Linked DNA regions of Homo sapiens: all the other regions are linked to region 1. Evidence: chromatin contacts called from ENCODE Hi-C or POLR2A ChIA-PET data. All regions are on one chromosome and are shown on one strand. The core of a region is the stretch at or near the end of the contact, and the rest is flanking DNA. Distances in the headings are between cores, read along the strand shown.

Region 1 (3,670 bases), core at 698-3,197:
CCAAGATTGCTATGCCGTTTTTTTTTTTTTTTTTTTTTTTTTACAAAGAAAGAACAGCGGAGCAAGGTGGCCATTTTATTTTCTCAAAGCCACACTACCTGCTGCTACACAGGACATAAAAGTGCAAAATTCCACCAGGAAGGGAAACAAAACAGTCTTGAGACAGCCATGTCTCAGAGGTGAAGATTGGAGGAGATTTTAATATAGGGTGTGAATTCCAATTCACATCTCTTCCAACGGGACCTCTTTCCGAAGTCCCGGGAACTAACATTCATCAACACCTCTGACATCCCAGAGGATCGCAACATTCCTGCCAAGGGTTATTACTCCCATTTCCCAGATGAAGAGATTGAGTCCCTGCAGCACGCAATTAGACAGTAGCAGAACCAGAATTTGAACTCTGATCCACCCCGATTCTGGGACCTGTGGAGCTCCAGGTACCGAGAGCTGGCTCTCGCCTGGGGCCTTGGAGTCTGGGTAGCTGGATGCTGGGAGAGGCTGCGGAGGTAAGGGCCCAGGGGCTGAGGTTGCAGCGGCTGCCCGGGAATGCGGCCCTTGCACGCCCACTTTTTAACACAGTGCCATCCCTGACAGACACCCTTGTCCTTTTCCTGTGCTGCCCTTCGTAACACCATAAATAAAGCCTTAGAGTAACGTGACCTGAGCCAGGCAGTAAATGATGGCACTGTCAGTTGTACACGACTGTTGAAACAAACACAGACTGTAATCATCGTGCTGTACGGGGAGAAAGACATTTGGCAAATGAGATTCCATTTTCACATTGGTTTGTGCTGAGCATATAAATTTCCTGCGGGCCGGCCAGCATTGGGGATGTGTAATTGATTGCCTGCATTATAATAAACAAGCTGTGACAGGTGATCATTCATCATATTCCGCTGAACGTTCCAGCACACCAGAAAACGGAGGAAGAGAGGGAACGCGCGAGCAAGGGGAGAGGAGAGGAGGAACCTGGGGGAGGGGAGGGGGTCGGAAAGACCGAGTATTCCCGACAGACAGAAAAACCAGGGGAGGGGCGGGGGAGGGAATCCGCTGAGCGGGCGGGGGAAAGTGAAAGCAATTACTATAATTCTTTTGATTATCTAATTTGTTCTTTCTGGCCTTCGTTATATGACCCTCCCCCCCTCCCCCCACTCCAACATAGAAGGTCCCCCACGGGGACTTGGGAAGGCACAGAGAACGCTCCCTCCACGATCGAGGGAAGGAAGGGGGGAGGCAGGTGGGGGAGGGGCCGCGTCTAGTTGTAACCGGAGTAGATACATTCGGGAAAACCTGGGGGGAGAAGGAGGAGGAGGAGGGGAGGAGCGTGTGCAGGACTTAGCTTTGCTCTTGCACTGAGATGCCTCCAGTCGGATGGATAGGAACCAGCCTCTTTAAATACATTTTTTTAAAGGGTGTCTGAAAAACAAGTGAAAAGTTCCTTTTATTGGAGAAAAAGGACAGCATCCAAGTTGGCATCAGATGTGGTTCCACAAGCCTGTCATATGGTGCTCTCATTCCTCCCCCTCGCTCCCTCCGCCCCGCCCCAGCTCCCACCTCCCCACCCCCACTGCAGCCCCAGCCTCTCTGTCTCTCTCTCTGTGCCCTTGGCCCGGGGCTGGGGGTCGAACAGCAACTGCTGGGAAGCACCCTCCTCTCCAGGAGCTCCCACCTAGACAGACAGAAGGCGGAGGTACACTGGCATATGAAGGACAGAAAGACAAATGCAGAGCTCTCGAGCCAGCACACGCATTAAATAAGTACTTACATTATGCAAAAGCCAAGGGCCTCAACAAGGGGGTGAATGAAGAAGGGGGACAAGGAGGGCTGCGTCCCAGACTAGTTTCCCCAGCTCTCACCCTGCCAATTTCCAGCCCCCGCCTCCCTATCCCGCAAGCGTCCTCCCATTCCCTCCCTGGTACCAAGCGCTTAGAGCAGGTGGGAGCCTCGGACCCAGAAGGCTGGGAGCTGAGGAGGCGTGGCTTGCGCTAACATCGGGGGCGGGGCCTGGCTGGGGCTTAGTCGGGGCGGGGCCCACGCCGGAGGGGGCGGGGCGAGCACAGAAGAAAGAGCGTTAGGGGCTCCTTTGCCACTCGTTGCACGCTGCTTCCCAGAGTCTTCTGCTATTTCATCGTAGCCTTAACAACTGGAATCTGTCGCCTTCGAGATGTTCCTAAAGTCACTGCTTTGGGAGAATCTGTTCAAGGGACCTGCTTTCCAAAAGCAATGACATCAGCCCAGCAACGTGATCTGTGTTGTCCTTGAAGGATTAACAACTCATTTGGGTCTCCCAAGAGCCCTAGGAGGTAGCCAGGGCAGGTGCTGTTGTCCCCGTCTCACAACGACCTATGAAGTGCATGTTGGGGCCTTGATTTTACAGGGGAAGGAACACAGGCACAAAGAAACGAAGTTACTCTCTCGGGATCTGGCAATGAAAAAGTCAAAATTTGAAGCCAGGGGTCTTCTGACCTGTTCTTCAGCATCCCTATGAGAACATATACTTTCTCCCTCCAACACTCTCCTCCCATCCATAAGTGCATACAGGTGCTGAATAGGAGGGGCAGAGTTGAGTCTATATTGAATGATTGTGCATCCAGATCCTCACTAAGCCCTCTTGGTTTTGCCTGACACACGTGGCTCACTGTGTGCCCCCTGGTCCAGGCCACCTGCATCTTCCTCCTGGACCACTGTCCCCGCCTCATCACTGGCCTTCCTCTTAATGCTGTTCTCACTCCCATCCACTACCCACCAGCAGCCATGATGATCAATGATGGTCACCATCCATACCCTGTATCAACTGTCTCTCTAGCGCCATCTTTTTTTTTTTTTTTTTTTTTTTTTTAAAGACATGGTCTCCCTCTGTTGCCCAGGCTGGAGTGCAGCAGTGTGATCGTAGCTCACTGCAGCCTTGAATTCCTGGACACAAGCAATCCTCCTGCCTCAGCTTCTTGAGTAGCTGGGACCACAGGTGCTTGCCCCCATGCCCAGCTAATTTTTATTTTTATTTCTGTAGAGATCAAATCTCATCATGTTGCCCAGACTAGTCTTGAACTCCTGGCCTCAAGCTTCCCCAGTTGCTGGGGATTACAGGTGTGAGCTGCCACACCTCTTGCCTTAGCTTCCCCAGTTGCTGGGATTACAGGTGTGAGCTGCCACCATCTTTTTTTTTTTTTTATTTGTTTGTTTTGTTTTGTTTTTTGGAGGCAGAGTCTCATTCTGTCATCCAGGATGGAGTGCAGTGGCATGATCTTGGCTCACTGTAACCTCTGTCTCCCAGGTTCAAGTGATTCTCCTGCCTCAGCCTCCCGAGTAGCTGGGATTACAGGTGCCTGCCACCACGCCTGGCTAATTTTTGTATTTTTAGTAGAGACAGGGTTTCACCATGTTGGCCAAGCTGGTCTTGAACTCCTGACCTCAGGTGATCCACCCACCTTGGCCTCCCAGACTGCTGGGATTACAGGGGTGAGCCACCATGCCTGGCCAGGTCCAGAAGTTTTCCATCACCCCAAACAGAATCTCGGTACCCATTAGCAGTCACTTCCCATTCTTCCCTCCCGTTGGCCCCTGGCAGCTGCCAATCTGCTCTCTGTCTCTATGGATTGCCTGTTCTGGATATTTCATGTAAGTGGAATCCTACGATATATAATCTTTGTGTCTGCTTCTCCCACTCAGC
Region 2 (3,670 bases), core at 534-3,033, 230 kb after region 1:
GTGAGCCAGGATCTAGCCATTGCACTCCAGCCTGGCCAACAGAGCGAGACTCTGTCTCAAAATAATAATAATAATAATAAAATAAAAATAGAGGATAGGTAGATGATAGCTGGATAGGAGGAAACATGTTAGAACAATCTTTGTCAAAATGTCTAGTGATTTTCTCTTGTGATTTTTTTGCTTTCCAGCTCCTTCCCCACCCCGACCCCCGCTTGGTGCTTTCCTTTGCTTTCCAAGTGTTCTCCATGAAGCATGTATAACTTGTACCATTAGGAAAGAAATGCGTGTGTGTGTGTGTGTGTGTGTGTGTGTATGCATGTGTGTGCACACACAATGCATGTGTGCTTTAAAAGCAAAACGGAATAGAGAAAATGGCAAAACTAGGCCAAAGAAAGCTGGAATCTCAGTTATGTAAATCCTGCCCAAAATGGCAATTTGGGGGAATGTAAAGTCATCCCAAGCCCTGATGAATCAAAAGTCCTAAGCCATCTGCCTCCTAGACCAAGTGCAGCCAGGTGCCGGCAATGTGAGAAAACCCTTTAAACAATGCTCCAGAGAGTGTACATTTCCCTAGAGGGGGAAAACAGAGACTGGTAGAGCTCACCTAAGCAAAGAAAAAGGTTTCCTTCCTAACAGACCCTCCCAGGCTATTGCGTTTGCTGCTCAGATTCAGGCAGCCCCAACTTTATCAAGAAACACCAGAGCAGTCAGAGAAGGGGCAGAAAACCTTCAGCCTGGCCCCCAAGACAAACCCCTAAAAGTCTGGCAGGAGGCAGCCTCTCTGATTCCAAGCCTATATTTTTCATTTCTTGTTTTAACAGTCATAAACGCCTTCCGATGCCAAAGCAGAACATGACTTTAATCCAGATAAAATAAAATTCCTAAACCCTGAAAACTATACGGAGATTTACAGGCCAATTTTAAAAAGCGAGAGCCTCAGTCGCTTCCAAGAGCAGCACATTCCACATAGCCGGCCCTGGGTGCAGCCCCGTGGCCCTGCCTCCTGGGGATGAGGTCCCAGGACTTGCCACTCAGCCCTGAAATCCACAATCTCTTGGCAAAGTGACAGCAAGCAAATGCTGTTCTGCGTGTGGACTCTTCTCAGATTCCCGGGCTCTGGGGTCTCTTGGCTTTCAGGAGTCCTAATATGTTCCAGCTCCCCTCTCTCTGCCTCCCCTCACCCCCAGCTGTTGCAGAAAACCACAGTCAACCTCTTCTGGCTCTAAGCAGCCAAGTTTTCTCTAAGTAAACACAGAAAGTAGGAGAAGATCAGCTCTGTTCCATTCCCAGCACTGTGGGTTGGGTCAAGGCTGGCCAGGCAGCAACCCTGAGAATCTAGCTAGGGTTGGTTCCAGGGTAACCATGGGCTGCTGCCACTTAGGGGAGCCTTACTATGTGCTAGATGCTTTATTAACCTGATCTCATTGATTACTCAGGAGTTGCTATTAATCCCATGAGATTGGACCTTTACCTATTGAATTTAATCTTTTCGCCCCTCTAGGTTCACTCATCCTTTTGTCCTCCTACTCTGAACCTTTGGGGCTGAGCTGTTCCCGTTGGCTCCCTGGCCCTCTGGCCCCTAGTTGGGTTTGTCTAAGGAGAGAAGAGGCACTGGCAGGAGATCGGAGGAAGGAAGACAATGAGTTTGGGACACTTGTCCCCCACACTTCTCCTTTCTATGTTGCCATGGACTGGCTGTGCCTCTTCCAAATGCCACATTTCCTGTTGGGTGACCTTCTCCATACAGCTCCGCCTTTTCAGGTTTGGCAATTGACCCTTCTAGTCCTTGCAAGCCCAGGGGTAGTAACAGCACCTCCCTTTGCCAACCCAGGTATCACACTCTACCCTGTTGATAGTCCTAAATTCTGCCCACACCTGTGCAAATAATCTCTATGTTAAACTCTCCTCAAATTACTCAGTTTGAGTGTGCCCTCTGTTTCCTTCCAGGCTTTTAACCAATGCATGTGTATCGTCTCCAGGTTATAGATGAGGAGATGAAACTCAGAGAATTTAAGTCACCTGCTCAAAGTCGATTATCTGGGATTTGAATTTGGGTTGGCCTGACTCCAGAGTCCCAGCTCTTAATCTCTTAAATACTGTATAAAAAAATAAAATAAACTATTATTCAGTGCCCACTATGTGTCACACAGTTTGCTAAGCACTCTGTGCCTTTATTTCACAATGTCTCGCAAACACTTTATTGTAGGTACTACTTACTATCCCCATTTTACAGATGAGAAAACTGAGGCTCAGAAAGGGGGCTTCACCTGCCAAGTCCACAAAGTTAAAAAGGAGCAGAGTCAGGCCAGGCACGGTGGCTCACACCTATAATCCCAACAGTTTGGGAGGCTGAAGTGGGAGGATCACTTGAACCCAGGAGTTTGAGACCAGCCTGGGTAACATAGTGAGACCCCATCTCTATGAAAAATAAAAATAAAAAATTAGCTGGGCATGATGGCACATGCCTGTGGTCCCAGCTACTCAGGAGGCTGGGGTGGGAGGATCGCTTGAGTCCAGGAGGTTGAGGCTGCAGTAAGCCATGATCATGCCACTACACTCCCTCCTGGGTGACAGAGTGACATCCTGTCTCAAAAAACAAACAAAAAGGATCAGAGCTAGTACACGAACCTAGGGCTGCCCCAGCCTTTTAACCACTTCAAGTTCTGTATTGCAGAGGGGTCAAAAACAGATCTATGCTGCAGCTGGGAAATTAGTATGAGGTGGGACTTGGGTCTTAGCCTTGCCCATCTCCTCAATCCTAGAAGCTATCTTATCAGGGCTGCCCTCTAAAAACACCCCTCTGCACTGTGGTGTCCCACAGAAATCCACAGTATACTCTCTGCCTTTCTCCCCAGGCCCCAAGCCAACTGTTCCTAAATCACTCGGCTGGGTCCCCTTTCTTCTCTTGTTCACCTTAAAAGGCCACTCCCATCTGTCTGCCTATCATCATCTACTTTATTAGTTTTATTAAGGTATAACAGACATGCAATAGTCTGCACATGTTTAAAGTGTACAGTTTAATAATTTTAACTTATGTGTACCCCTGTGAAACTATCCCACAATCAAGATCATTAATATAGGATCATTCCCAAAAATGGCCTCATGCCCCTTTGTCATCCCTCTCTCCTGTCCCACATCCCAGTACCCAGGCAACTACTGGTCTGTTTTCTTTCTAGAATTTTATAGAAATGGAAACATACAGAAGTTTCTTTCATTCGTGTAATTAATTTTAGATTCATCCATGTTTTGTGTATCAATATTTCATTCTTTTTTGTGAATGAGTAGTATTGTGTTGTATAGATAAACCACAGTTTTTTCTTCCTTCCTTCCCTCCTTCCTTCCTCTTTCTTTCTTTCTTTCTTTCTTTCTTTTTCTTTCTTTCTTTCCTTTCTTTCTTTTTCTCTTGCTGTTTCTTTTTTCTTTCTTTCTTCTCCTTTCTTTCCTATTTCCCTGTCTTCATTCACCTACCTATCTTTCACTTTTTAGAAGTAAGCCTATTTGGAAAGATGTCCATCACAGTGTCTATATTTAATAGCAAAAATAGATCTAATGACCTACATCTCAGCCTAAAGGGAAAGGAGTAAATAAAGTTTGTTTACACTCACACAATGGAACACTATACAGCCATCAAAAAGAATGAGGTAGTTTTATGTGCTATCAGACTACAATG
Region 3 (3,670 bases), core at 775-3,274, 170 kb after region 1:
TGCAGACAACCCCAAGAGGGAGGGACTGTCTCTCTTCCCATGTTACAGATGGGAGAACTGAGGCTCAGAAAGGGGATATTCGTTGCCCAGTCCTATCTGACCCCAGTCTCCTTAGGTTGATCCCTGGGCTGTACTCCACCATGACTCAACTCCCCTATCTATCACCCATATGCCATCACATGGACTCTTTCCCTCCCCCACCAACGCTGACAGAAGCAGAAGAGACTAGTAAGAAACCACACAGGGAGGGGCCCAGGGGAAGTTGGAGGTACCAGTGAGAACTCCTTTACTGACTTTACAGAAATTCAGCTCAATCCAAATTACATCAAAATGTAAATGTATTGGTGCCATTAACAAAAATGTGCAGGAGTTGTGGTTTCAGGTCCAGCTGGATCCAGGTGCTCAAATAACATCGTAAGAAATCTCTCTCTCTAGGTAGGGTGCGGCAGCTCACACTCGTAATCCCAGCACTTTGGGAGGCTGAGGTGGGCGGATCACCTAAGGTCAGGAGTTTGAGACCAGCCTGACCAACATAGTGAAATCCCATCTCTCTGCTAAAAATACAAAAATTAGCCAGGCATGATGGTGTGTACCTGTAATTCCAGCTACTTGGAAGACTGAGGAGGAGAATGGCTTGAACCTGGGAGGTGGAGGTTGCAGTGAGCTGAGATTGTGCCACTGCACTCCAGCCTGGGTGATAAAGCAAGACTCTGTCAGAAAAAAAAGAAAGAAAAGAAAGAAGGAAGGAAGGGAGGGAGGGAGGGGAGGGAAAGAAAGAAAGAAAAAGAAGGAAGGAAGGAAGGGAGGAAGCGGAGGGGAGGGAAAGAAGGAAGGAAGGGAGGGAGGGAGGGAGGGGAGGGAAAGAAAGAAAGAAGAAGGAAGGAATGGAGGGAGGGCGGGGAGGGAAAGAAAGAAAGAAAAAGAAAGAAGGAAGGAAGGAAGGAAGACCGGTGCGGTGGCTCACGCCTGTAATCCCAGCACTTTGGGAGGCCGAGGCAGGTGGGTCACGAGGTCAGGAGATTGAGACCATCCTGGCTAACATGGTGAAACCCCGCCTCTTCAAAAAAAAATAATAAATAAATAAAATTAAAAAATTAGCCGGGCGTGGTGGCGGGCACCTGTAGTCCAGGCTACTCGGGAGGCTGAGGCAGGAGAATGGCGTGAACCTGGGAGGTGGAGCTTGCAGTGAGCTGAGATCGTGCCATTGCACTATAGCCTGGGCGACAGAGCGAGACTCCGTCTAAAAGAAACAGAAAGAAGGAAGGAAGGAAGGAAGAAAGGAAAGAAGGGAAAAGAAAAGAAAAGAAAGAAAAGGAGGGAGGGAGGGAAGGAAGGCAGGAAGGCAGGGAGGGAGAAAGAAAGAGAAAGAAAGAGAGAAAGAGAAAGAAAGAAAAGAAAAGAGAAGAGGAAATTTTCCTACCACCAGCACATTGAGGGCGGGGAATCGTCAGAAGTTCACAGATCAGAGGATTGGATTCTGTCTTTGCATTGAACCTGGCAAAGTGAGGTAGAGAAAAATAAAAAAGGCCCCCAGCCTCCCATGCCTGCATATCTTGAAGTTTGTGGTCAAGATCACAGCCAAAGACTCACACCAGCTAAGTCACAAAGTTTGGCTCAGCCTGGGGCTTCCTGGAAACCACTAAGCTGAAGAGGTTCGTGAGGTCCCCACAGTTCATTTAGAATTCACAACCTTCCCCTATGACATTTTTGTTTCTAACATAGATCTCCCCTAAGGAAAGGGATAGAGCTGCCACAGAGAACAAAATGCTCTTCAGCCCTGAGTTCATCAGTTCTTGCTGTACATAAACACCTTTTTCCCCCCCCGTAACACAGGAAATGCAGGAAACCAGCACCAGCTGATAAAAAAAAAAAGACCCCCCCCCCCCCACACACACACACCCACACACACACACACACACACACACCCACACACACAAGCTTTCCAACTTGTCCAGAAAGTTGCCCACAGCACTTCTGGCCACGCTGGGCTGGGCCACTGTGACGTCAGGCCGGCAGTCAGCCAATGGAGGAATGGTTCTGACTTTCTCATCTGCATATTGCGGTGGCATTGGTTCAGATTTCAGGGCCGTTTGTATTGTGGTGGTTTCTTTATGTTCAAGGTTATCCACACCAGGCAGAGGACAAACTCCACTCCTGGCCTTCCTGCCCAGCTAGATTTAAGGATTGTAACCAGGACAGTGAGTCCCTTCTGGGAAAGGGGCCTCGTGGAGGTTATGAAATCCAGCAGGTCATGGAAGGAGAAACGATTGACAATCCAGACGGGATGGAGGCAGGAGTTGGCTCAGTAACCCCATCTTTCCTATCCACCAGCACTCCCCTGCGCTTCCCAAGTGATTTAATTATCCATTCTTTAACTGCAACTCGGTTAGCCCTGAAATTTGGGTGAAGAGAAATCAGACACAGGTTACTTGAATTACTATGCTTGGTTTTATCTTGTAGACGAATAACTCAGGCATGTGAATTGAACATGCAAATGTGTGCAAAACAACATGCATAATTTAAGATTCTCAAATTAACAGAGGAGAAACAATTGAGTAACCTCACTGCTTTCTCTGAAGCACAGTTTTCTAAGAATATTGTAACCATTTTTTTTTTTTAGCTGTCTGACAGAAGGGATTGGAAAATAGAAGGAATTTAAAGCAAAAGGGTGGATGTAGCTATCAGTGGCAAGAAAAATGCAGGGAGATTGCAATATTAAAATATAGTCAAATTTCACTTACTCGGATATCACTGAGTTTGGATTTGGTGTAAATCACCTCAAACTTCCCTTTACTTTGATGCTAACTATAAATACGGTATTGGTGTGTATTAGAGCTCTGGTTCTCACCTCCAAGGTTTGATTAAATAAGTCTGGGTAGAAATAAAGAAATTATAACAAGTGTCCCAAATATTTCTGTCAACGGGGGACTACCGCTGAGAAACTGCCTTGATTTTCCAAGCCACTTTTAATTTTAAATGTTTATTTCCCCATGGTCTTCACAAACCATTGAAATATCTCAGCAACTAAAATATTCCAGCATGCAAACTTGATCTCTTCGATTGACTACCCCACCCAAAAGCTGTGCAGAAAGCCCCCTAGCACGTACACTGATTTGGACTGGAAACTGGAGCCGCCGTCGCTGTGAAGAGATGTGAAGTGACCAGACTTCCATGTGTGATGATTAATTTTATGTGTCTACTGGACTAGGTTAAGGGATGCCCAGATGGCTGGTAAAACATTATTTCTGGGTATGTCCGTGAGGGTATTTCCAGAAGAGATTAGCATTTGAATCGGTAGATTGAATAATGTTTGCCTTCACCAATCCAGGTGAGCGTCATGTCATCCACTGAGAGCTCAAATAGAAAAAGGTTTAGGAAGCATGAATTTGCTGTCTGCTTGAGCTGGAACATCACCTTCTCTTGCCCTCAGGCATCAGCACTCCTGGTTTGGGGGACTTAGGATTCAGACTGGGACCTATGCCATTGGTTTCCCTGGTTCTCAGGCCTCTGGGCTTCATTGGACTGGAACTATACTACCAGTTTTCCTGGGTCTTCAGCTTGCAGATGGCAGATTGTGGAACTTCTCAGTCTTCATAATTGTGTGAGCCAATCCCCCATAATAAATCTCTTTCTCTATATCTACACATTTCCTATTGGTTCTGTTTCTCTG
Region 4 (3,670 bases), core at 696-3,195, 160 kb before region 1:
GCCTTCAGACACCCCAGGACCCAGATGAAATTAATTACATCCCCACCCCTGATCCCTGGCCTCTCATTCCCCAGTTGTAGGCATCCAGGTGACCATGAGCTCCATCCATGGAGAACTGAAGGGTCCTCGAACTATCCAGAAGGCAGGACTCAAAAAAGGGGAATGAATTCCCCAAGACGGAATCTCCAAACGGGGTGGTGGCGGCTGGAGAAGGGGAAATGTTTTGGACGAACTGCAGCAGAAGGCTGACCTTGCAATCCTTAGGAAAACGGAGTAAAATGGGAGAAAGATTCTATTGGGTTTTGTTTTGAGACGGAGTCTCACTCTGTTGCCAGGCTGGAGTGCAGTGGTGCGATCTTGGCTCACTGTAACCTCTGCCTCCTAGGTTCAAGTGATTTTCCTGCCTCAGCCTCCCAAGTAGCTGGGATTACAGACATGTGTCACCACGCCTGGCTAACTCTTATATTTTTAGTAGAGACGGGGTTTCACCATGTTGGCCAGGCTGGTCTCGAACTCCTGACCTCAGGTGATCCACCCGCCTCAGCCTCCCAAAGTGCTGGGATTACAGGTGTGAGCCACTGTGCCCGGCCTCTATTGGGTTTTGACATTGTCAAATTATCTTCTATACTGAGAGATTAAATTCAAATTCCCTTTCCTTGAATAACCTTTCTAATGGGCCGGGCATGGTGGCTCATGCCTGTAATCCCTGCACTTCGGGAGGCCGAGATGGGAGGATTGCTTGAGGCCAGGAGTTCATGATAAGCCTGGTTAACATAGAGAGGCCCTATCTCTATCTAAAGAAAAAAAATCCTTTCTACTGACCAGAGACACTTCTTTGGAGACCTTCATTTGGGGCCTAGACACTTAATAACAGTAATGACACCATGGGAAAAGAGCTGTCCAATCAACAACTGGGAATGGGGTAGTTTGGCCTGCAGAGCGGGAAAATCATAGGCAGATGCAACAGACCGCTGAATGCAGAGGTCTGCAAACTGTTTTCATAAAGGGCCAGACAGTAAAAATATTTCCAGCTTTCTAGGCCTTATACTTTCTCTAGCAGTCACTTAACCCTGCTGTTTTAGCTTGAGAGTAGCCAGAAACAATATGTAAACCAATGAGCATGGCTGTATTCCAATAAAACTTTAAAGAAAGGTCAAGGGCTGGATTTAGCCCTTGGGCCATAGTTTGCCAACCCCTGGCTTAGCAGACCAGCCTCAATTGCTCAAACTCCTTTCCCTGTGTTGTTCTTTATTTTAGAGGCTAAGTGCTAGAAAAGCTGGAATCTTCTTCTAAATGCTCCTAAATGCAGGTTGCAGAAAAACCATGAAAGGCCACCTTCAGAGAAGGACATTGACCAAGTAGAAGCAACAGGAATTTGGATTTCTATCCGTACAACAGATGCTCAGAAATGACAATTGTATGCTCTTCCCATTGTCCCTCAATGGAAGGCTGGGTGTTTTAATTAGCTAATGTTGGCAAATTGCTTTGAAGAAAATTGTAAAATGTTTCATCCTACAAGTGCCAAGAGTCTTAATTAGCTTTCCTTAAAGATACCACCTGGAAATGTGATATTGTGTTGCTTGAGGTCCAAGCGTGCAAGAATAACCTGCAGATGAAAAACCGGTTTTTAAGCAAACATCACCGAATAAATGGATCTCTGCATCGACGTCACATTTTCTTCCTCCGGCTGAATCTGATTCCCAGCAGCTGGGGTATTAAACCCCACAAATGGAGGTTGTGGTGGTGGTGGTGGTGGTTTTATTCTGCGAGAGCCTGGTGACAACGGGGGCATGAAACAAATTAACCCATCTATTTGTTGCCGCCGCCGTTGCCTTTAGGATTTTTAGCCTGTGCACTGGAGGCCCGGCTCTGGCGTGTCAAGGTTACAGAGAAGAGGAGGCTGGCAGCCACTCAATCATACAGCAGGGCTGGCTCTCAGATAACCCGGTCGGGGAGAGATGTGTGCATGCTCTGTCGCTCTTAACAGCTGGATAATGAATTTGCACTCCAACACTCTTGTTTCTTGTGGTGGCAGCCACGACAGCAGCAGCATCTGATCTGTGTCACTGTCAGAAGCAAGTGAGATGTAGTTAATATGGACCTTAGCCACTGAGATGCATTGATTTGGAATCTCTGGCCTCTGACAAAGTCCCCGCTAAGTTGGTGGGGCCAGGCCCCGTGTGAGAGGAGGTGGCAGGGTTTAGGGGGAATCAGGGGTCAGGATTCCTCAGTCTTGGCACTAGTGACATTCGGGGCTGGGTGACTGTGGTGGGGGCTGTCCTGGGCACTGCAGGACGTTCAGCAGCATCCCTGACCTCTCCACCCCCTAGATGCCGGTAGGAGCCAGCATCCCCAGCTATGACAACCCCGAATGTCTCCAGACATGGCCTAGTCTCCAGTGTCCTCTGGGGGGCACAATCGCCACTAGTTGAGAGCCACTGGCTTAGGGTTAGAAGCAGGGCTTGGAGTCCCTTTTGTCAAGGACACACCTGGAGCAGGGACCTCATGGAAAGTCAGCTCCAAGGTGGCTCTTGATTTCTGTCTCGCACCCTCAACTAATCCCTCAGCAAATCCCTTCTAGAAGCTACAGCCTGGATGGCGCAGTCTTTTTTTTTTTTTTTTTTTTTTTTTTGAGACAGAGTCTTGCTCTGTCATCCAGGCTGGAATGCAGTGGCATGATCTCGGCTCCCTGCTCCCTCCACCTCCCGGGTTCAAGTGATTCTCCTGCCTCAGCCTCCTGAGCAGCTGGGATTACAGGCACCTGCCACCACGCCCAGCTAATTTTTGTATTTTTAGTAGAGACAGGGTTTCAGAATGTTGGCCAGGCTGGTCTCGATCTCCTGACCTCAAGTGATTCGCCCGCCTTGGCCTCCCAAAGTGCTGGGATTACAGGCGTGAGCCATTGCGCCCGGTCCTGGATGACACATTCTGATCCAGACCACACCTTACCACCCTGGGGCTCCTCTTCCCCTTCCAGCCCCTACATTTCTTGCCTAGGTGACCCAGCATCCTCCCACCTAGTCCCCAGCTCCTCTCGGCTCCTCCTAGGCTGTTCTCCTTGCAGCAGCCAAAGGAACCCTTTGGAAGCTTAAGTGAGAGCATCTCTGGCCCTGCTGGGACCCCCAGGCTCCATCACACTTAGGCTGAAACCCCCAGATCTCTCCCTCGAGGCGTGCATGCTCCCACCTGCAGTGAGGGCGCCTCCTCCAACCCCATCCCCTCTGCCTGAGACCTTCCGTCCACAGACATCCTTCATCTGCTCTGGGTCCTTGCTCAAGTGTCCCTCACCGGAGGCCTTCCCTGACCCCTGCCTTGAACAGCAGTCCTCTGTCTTCCCTAGCCCAGGAGTTATCAGCCTGGGCACCAGTGACATTTAGGTCTGGATAATTCTTTGTTGCGGGGGCTGCCCTGTGTGTTGAAGGGTGTTTAGCAGCCCCCCTGGCCCCTACATTCCAGCACCTCCCTCCCCAGATGATGACAACCAAAAGTATCTCTAGACATTTCGAGATGTTCCCTGGGGGGCAACATCGCCCTGATTGAAAACCACTGCTCTATTCCTCCCGCTTTCGTTTCCCTCACGGCACTCTCTGATATCCTGATATCCTCCCGGTTTGGTTGTTTGCTTGTCTTGCTCCCTGGAATGCAAGCTTTGCAAAAGCAGGGACTTAGG

The links. Hi-C counts contacts between places; a loop is a spot of excess contacts on that map. ChIA-PET counts read pairs that join two places held with the same protein, here RNA polymerase II (POLR2A). Pooled maps may share reads with other maps.
Region 2: a map of ovary shows a loop between it and region 1 (1.8-fold over the local background). The contact joins the enhancer-like site here to the promoter of LINC00173 in region 1. A Hi-C loop is called at or near these places in 5 of 168 maps with a recorded cell type or tissue (dorsolateral prefrontal cortex, esophagus muscularis mucosa, ovary and 2 more) and 1 of 50 pooled maps. POLR2A ChIA-PET finds 5 or more read pairs at or near these places in 4 of 52 experiments (HCT116, K562 and WTC11).
Region 3: a loop to region 1 is called in a pooled map, with 4 times the contacts of the local background. The contact joins the enhancer-like site here to the promoter of LINC00173 in region 1. A Hi-C loop is called at or near these places in 6 of 50 pooled maps. POLR2A ChIA-PET finds 5 or more read pairs at or near these places in 2 of 52 experiments (IMR-90 and MCF 10A).
Region 4: a loop to region 1 is called in a pooled map, with 2.8 times the contacts of the local background. The contact joins the enhancer-like site here to the promoter of LINC00173 in region 1. A Hi-C loop is called at or near these places in 2 of 168 maps with a recorded cell type or tissue (PC-3 and heart right ventricle), 2 of 37 single-sample maps with no recorded cell type and 3 of 50 pooled maps. POLR2A ChIA-PET finds 5 or more read pairs at or near these places in 4 of 52 experiments (A549, MCF 10A, WTC11 and 1 more).

The regions. Positions count from the first base shown.
Region 1 is chr12:116,531,712-116,535,381 of GRCh38, reverse strand. LINC00173 (long intergenic non-protein coding RNA 173) reads right to left here and starts at 1,947. Exons shown (of 3, transcript NR_027346.1): 1 at 1,766-1,947. RefSeq lists an enhancer at 38-572 and silencers at 1,981-2,030, 1,935-2,136.
Region 2 is chr12:116,297,349-116,301,018 of GRCh38, reverse strand. No RefSeq gene overlaps it. Among named protein-coding and RNA genes, the nearest start is that of MED13L, 21 kb to the right of the region's middle. Within about 2 kb of position 1,783, at least 5 of the 41 ENCODE cell types and tissues checked have a DNase peak (open chromatin) inside an H3K27ac peak, as active enhancers do; they include ovary, where a contact is called at or near this core.
Region 3 is chr12:116,357,550-116,361,219 of GRCh38, reverse strand. No RefSeq gene overlaps it. Among named protein-coding and RNA genes, the nearest start is that of MIR4472-2, 69 kb to the left of the region's middle. RefSeq lists a cis regulatory region at 1-405 and a silencer at 2,023-2,112. Within about 2 kb of position 2,024, at least 30 of the 41 ENCODE cell types and tissues checked have a DNase peak (open chromatin) inside an H3K27ac peak, as active enhancers do.
Region 4 is chr12:116,696,251-116,699,920 of GRCh38, reverse strand. LINC03088 (long intergenic non-protein coding RNA 3088) reads right to left here. Exons shown (of 2, transcript XR_007063473.1): 2 at 1,742-2,066. Among named protein-coding and RNA genes, the nearest start is that of LINC03088, 37 kb to the right of the region's middle. Within about 2 kb of position 1,945, at least 4 of the 41 ENCODE cell types and tissues checked have a DNase peak (open chromatin) inside an H3K27ac peak, as active enhancers do.